Regions from separate parts of the Homo sapiens genome. Here region 2 is linked to region 1. The links are chromatin contacts, found by Hi-C or POLR2A ChIA-PET in ENCODE. All regions are on one chromosome and are shown on one strand. Each heading gives the region's core, a stretch centred on a gene start or an enhancer-like site at or near the end of the contact. The rest is flanking DNA. Distances are from core to core; before and after follow the strand shown. Region 1 holds the start of CFAP410 (cilia and flagella associated protein 410). Region 2 holds the start of TRPM2-AS (TRPM2 antisense RNA).

What was found. Hi-C counts contacts between places; a loop is a spot of excess contacts on that map. ChIA-PET counts read pairs that join two places held with the same protein, here RNA polymerase II (POLR2A). Pooled maps may share reads with other maps.
Region 2: a map of CD8-positive, alpha-beta T cell shows a loop between it and region 1 (20-fold over the local background). The contact joins the promoter of TRPM2-AS here to the promoter of CFAP410 in region 1. A Hi-C loop is called at or near these places in 10 of 168 maps with a recorded cell type or tissue (CD8-positive, alpha-beta T cell, HCT116, OCI-LY7 and 6 more), 20 of 37 single-sample maps with no recorded cell type and 18 of 50 pooled maps. POLR2A ChIA-PET finds 5 or more read pairs at or near these places in 6 of 52 experiments (Caco-2, HCT116, HEK293 and 3 more).

Annotation. Positions count from the first base shown.
Region 1 is chr21:44,338,092-44,340,791 of GRCh38, forward strand. It overlaps CFAP410 (cilia and flagella associated protein 410), which reads right to left and starts at 1,299. Exons shown (of 7, transcript NM_004928.3): 1 at 1,027-1,299. The coding sequence starts at 1,103. RefSeq lists silencers at 468-587, 888-1,257 and an enhancer at 1,258-1,477.
Region 2 is chr21:44,424,227-44,426,926 of GRCh38, forward strand. TRPM2-AS (TRPM2 antisense RNA) reads right to left here and starts at 1,337. Exons shown (of 3, transcript NR_109964.1): 1 at 924-1,337. It overlaps TRPM2 (transient receptor potential cation channel subfamily M member 2), which reads left to right. Exons shown (of 32, transcript NM_003307.4): 24 at 626-713; 25 at 1,444-1,601; 26 at 2,434-2,510. RefSeq lists an enhancer at 2,260-2,700.

The sequences.
Region 1 (2,700 bases), core at 49-2,548:
CCCAGCTTAGTGGGAGTACTGACCACCCCATGCAAAACAAAGAAATGCATTATTGAAAGCAAATGACACGGGAATTGTAGCCAAAACACCAGATATGCCAGGGCAGAGAGAAAAGCTTTTTAATTAACAGGGAAGAGCTCACTCTGGGCAGTCTGCGGACACCCCTGGGAGGAAGCGTCTGCTCTCGCTGACCCCCACACCCGCCTGCACGGTGAGGCCAGTTGACACGGCGCGGTCACTCTGCTGAGTCCCCAGGGAACCCTGGAGATCTTGCAGGCCTCAACTCCAGGCTCCCTCTTCTGGAAGCTCCTGGTCTTCCTTGGCTCAGTGAGACTCAGCATTACCTGCCTTTCAGCCTGCCTGGGTCCCACCGCACCCACGTCCCTTCCTGTCACCTGCTAGGAGTACCCTGGGAACGGCCGCCCCCAGTACTGATTACCAACGTGTTTCCTGACTCAGTCCTGGAAAGCTCAGTTCTCTCTCCTATTCGACTTGGTCCCAGTGACTGCTGGCAACCCCAGACAACAGACCCAGCCCACAGGGCACCCGGGGCAAAGGCGGGCCGGGAAATGGGGGGGGGCCCAGGCGACCCCGACCCCCGGCCTCCTCCCCTCCCTCACCCGCGGCTCCTTCGCCGCCCTCGCCCCTGCCCCTCCCCCCTTCCACTCCGCCCCCGCCCCGCCCCGCCCCGGCTCCTCCCTCCGGCTCCGCCCTCGTCCCGCCCCGGCTCCTCCCTCCGGCTCCGCCCTCGTCCCGCCCCGGCTCCTCCCTCCGGCTCCGCCCTCGTCCCGCCCCGGCTCCTCCCTCCGGCTCCGCCCTCTCCCCGCCCCGGCTCCGCCCTCTCCCCGCCCCGGCTCCGCCCTCTCCCCGCCCCGGCTCCTCCCTCCGGCTCCGCCCTCGTCCCGCCCCGGCTCCTCCCTCCGGCTCCGCCCTCTCCCCGCCCCGGCTCCTCCCTCCGGCTCCGCCCTCGCCCCGCCCCGGCTCCTCCCCCCACCCCGGGGCGGCCGCGGCCAGGCCCCGCCTCACCAGCAGTTGAGCTTGCGCACGCTGTGCAGCTCCGAGGCCTTGGCCCGGGTCAGAACCATCTTCCGCGTCAGCTTCATGGCGGCCGCCCAGGCCCGACCGGCGGGCGCCCCCGGCCTCCTGATCCCGGGCGGGTGACGACTGCGCGGCGCGTGTCTCCAGGGGCGGGGCCCGCGTCGTCAGGGGCGGATCCTGAGCCGATTGGCGGCTCGGTGAGGAGAGCGGGGCGACGCGAGCCCGCTGGGGCCGCTTGGGCGCCGCTGACACGTTGGCTCTGCTCCTGCTCATGCGCGGCCTGGGGCGCCCTTCTCTGACGCGATTCTAACGCGACCCCGGAAGCGCGCAGCGAGCAGAGGGTGGGTGCAGGTGGCGGTCCCCGAGTCGGCCCAGTGAGGGCTGAACTGCTGCTCCCAGGAACCGAGCGGGGTGGGCTCGGTCCGACGCGCATCATGGCCGAGTGCCTAGGCCTGACTCTGAGCGCAGGCCTAGCGTGGATGGCATGGGCGCTACACAGCTCCAAGTTACGCGATTCAAACTCTTGGAATAAACCCAGGGCAGCCCTGGGGCTGTGTTGATTCCTTGTCTCCCTCCCTCCCAGCATTTACAGAAAAGACGCATTTATAGGAAAGACGCACGGGCAGGTCCAGCAGAGCCCTTACAAGCATTTCAACCTTTTAGAAATCAGATAAGACCCTCTAAACATCGTTACATGGGCCACAGTTACATTAAGACAGGCGTTCTGACGTTCTGAAACCGCCTTTGCAAAAAATTGTATCGGTGAGAGAAGGTTGGCCTTGAAGGAGATCTGGCCAACCCCCATCTTGCCTTTGGCCTTAAAACTGCCCTTAATTATTCCTGGATAAGCAAAGGTAACTTTGGGAGACATTTATAGTTTAAGTGATAGCAGCCCTTCCTCAAAACTAAACAGCCTTTGTAAAGCTAATGAGACCACTGAAACCGCCTTTGCAAAAATCATAACTGAAGAAATTATGACAGGGGAAGATCTCCTCACCCACCCCATCTTCCTGCTATCCTCTAAGCTGCTTTTGTTCATTCCTGGGTGTAGACCAGACTAGCCTTGGGAAGGAATTTAGTTTATAGATTAAACTGAAACAAAATTGATAATAGCCCTTTCCCAAAAAAACCCTTCTTGCCTGGGGACCAGTCTGCCTTTGTAGGACTAACAAATTAAGCTACGAGATTAAAAATTACAGTTTAGGGGCCATGCAACCTCTGGCGGCAAGAGTCTGAACCTCCCCAAATTGCTTCTGGGAATAACATCACTGTTGCAAAACTTAAGGTCAGTGCTTGAAATATTTTGTAGACCCTGCATTCAGATGCAGCAGATGACACCACCCAAACGGATAATCTGGCTCAACCATGTGTGTGATCCCACCCAGGGACAGAAGTCAGCCAGAACTCATTTTGACCCCCTATGATTTAATCTTCGACCTGACCAATCAGCACTCACCACTTTCTGAGCCCATACCCGCCAAATTATCCTTAAAAACACGGATCCCCGAATGCTTGGGGAGACTGATTTGAGTGATAATAAAACTCTGCTCTCCTGCACAGCCAGCTCTGTGTGTATTACTCTTTCTCCATTGCAATTCCGTTGCCTTGATAAATCGGTTCTGTCTAGGCAGTGGGCAAGGCGAACCCATTGGGCGGTTACAC
Region 2 (2,700 bases), core at 87-2,586, 86 kb after region 1:
CTGTGCTGCTGCTCCCAGCCTTGCTCTGTGGGGCAGGGCTGGGACCTGTGCTGCTGGGGCATCCACCATCCACCAGTCCTGCCCGTTGCACCCAGGGGTCTGCCCAGGCCGCCCTCTACCCCTGTCTTGGCCATGCTGGGACCCCTGACAGGGTGCCCAGCACTGAGCCACACGAGTGAGACATGTCCCACTGTCCCCTGTGGGAGGCGCATCAGCCTCTGGGGAGGCTCCTCCTGGGAGGTGCAGGAACCCTGGAAGCCTCTGGCTTTGGCGGCCTGTGACCTCTCCCTGTGGTGCAGAATTGCCTGACTGTGCCTTCATGCTGGCTCCATCCTCTGGCTTGTCCAGTGCAGTGACAGTCCCACTGTTGTGTCTCTTGGGGAGGCTGCACCATCAGATGTGTGACTTGGCAGCCCCCGGGGGGAGCCGGGTGGGCCTGGGGCAGCGTTCTGGCTGGCTTGGTGGCTGCCTGGGGAGGACGTGGTGTCTCACTTTCAAAGGGCGCAGGGGCTGAGTGACAGGGGTGGGGCTCCTGGCTGGGGGAGTGAAGTCTCGGTGGGCAGTGGGGTGTGTACCATGCGTGTGGGTGGCAGGTGCTCACTGTGTCTCGGGCCATGCCTTCCAGGTGGCCCAGACAGCCCAAGCCCTGCACTGGATCGTGAGGACGCTGCGGGCCAGCGGCTTCAGCTCGGAGGCGGACGTCCCCACTCTGGGTGAGTGGGTGGCCAGGCCAGCAGCTGGTCTCCAGCCGCCTGTTTCTTTTGGGTCTGGGGTCAGTTGGGAGGAGAGGCAGCTGGGGGTGGGGGGCTCTGTCCAGGAGGAAGGCACTGGCTGCAGCCTGTTCCAGGCAGGGCCAGCGCCCTCAGGAACTCAGCCCACCCACCGACGCTGGCGCCGAGGCCCCGCCCAATCCCTGACCTGACCTGGTTCCTGGACGTCCACGGGGAGGCCTGGCCTGCTGTGCCCTGAGCTCCCCACATACCGCACTGCAGAGTGGGGGTGCGAGGCGGGCGGCTGCAGACTGTGTCTGAACCTGGTCACGTAGGCTGAGTGACGAGAAGCAAAGTCTGTTTTCCTAAATTCGCAGCCGGCTATGAAATGCACATCAGTAGCCTTCCTCGGGCTGCTGAGTTTCGCCGGCCCTCAAGGAGCATATTTGCCCTCGTAACCGCACTGCGAGTTCAGCTCATTGCCGAGGGCCCTGACTGCCGCTGCACAAAGAGGCAGGTGCCGGCGGGGACGCTGCCTGAGCTCCCGTGGCTGTCCTCCCTGGGGGCCCTGCCCACTTCAGAGCTGGTGTTCGACCTGCATGGCCATTTGGGCTCGGGGAGGTGGAGGAGCCCAGATGTTTTGGCGGAAGGACCACAGAGGAAGTCCTTGTCCTGCGGGCGGGCACCTGAGCCCGGGCTCCGCCTTGCGTCACGTCTTCCTGACTGTCCCCAGCCTCCCAGAAGGCCGCGGAGGAGCCGGATGCTGAGCCGGGAGGCAGGAAGAAGACGGAGGAGCCGGGCGACAGCTACCACGTGAATGCCCGGCACCTCCTCTACCCCAACTGCCCTGTCACGCGCTTCCCCGTGCCCAACGAGAAGGTGCCCTGGGAGGTGAGCGCCTGCCCAAGCCCAACCAGGCGGAGTGGCCGGGCCCCTGGGGAGGGGAGGGCGGCCCTGTCCCCATCCATCTGGTATTAATCCTGGCTCCCAGCCACTGCAGCCACAGGGGGATCTGTGCGTCTGGCAGCCCCTGTTTGACATTTGAGGAAACCGAGGCACAGAGAAGTCAAGTCACAGGGGCCTCACAGCTGGAGGTGGTGGAGGGGCCTGAGGGGGGCACACTGATCCCCACAGAGCTCGAGGCTTAGGCTCCTCCCATGACCATCCCAGGGCCCAGCCCCCCGGCCCCATTCCCCCAGGTCATGCCCTGGTCCTAGACCCCACCCACCCCGGTGAATGGCTCTGGCCCCTTTCCAGGTGCCAGGCATGGAAGAGAGACAGAGACACAGAGACAGAGAGATGGCTAATGGCCCCTGGGAGACCCCCGCCCTCCTGGTGCAGGGCTTCTCTCTGGCCTATCCAGAACATTCCAGGCTGCTGCTTCCGCTGCCTCCCCTTGGTCTCTACCACATAGAATCCTCCTTGCCTCTAGGGTCCAGCTTAGCCCCCTGCCCCACTCTGGGAAGACCCCCAAGGCCCCCAAGTCACGGCCACCTGCCCTTCAGCTGGCCCCAGGGTGGGGGTCCCTGATCCCAGCCCCCGGCCCTGCCCAGCCCCCAGCTCTGCCTGGCACCCGGATCTGCCCAGCTTGGAGCTTCTGCCCTGCATGTTGGGATGTTGGGGTCGGGTTCAGACCCAGCTGAGCAGCCCTTTCACCCTGGTGCCTGGCCCAGCTTTGCAGTGGGGGTAAAAATCTGAGGGAAAACTCCCTGTTTTGCGACAGACGGAGTTCCTGATCTATGACCCACCCTTTTACACGGCAGAGAGGAAGGACGCGGCCGCCATGGACCCCATGGGAGAGTGAGTATGAGCCGCTGTCCGTGCTCCCAGCTGGCCCCAAACCCAGGGCCTCCTAGGGGCTCCCTTGAGAATCCCAGTCAGAGCCCAGCCCGGGGAGGTCCAGGTGAGCAGGAGGGGCCCGTGGGGGCCTGAAGGGGCCCAGCTCCTACTGTTGTGTACACCCAGCCTGCAGCTACTCGGCTGGGCCCTT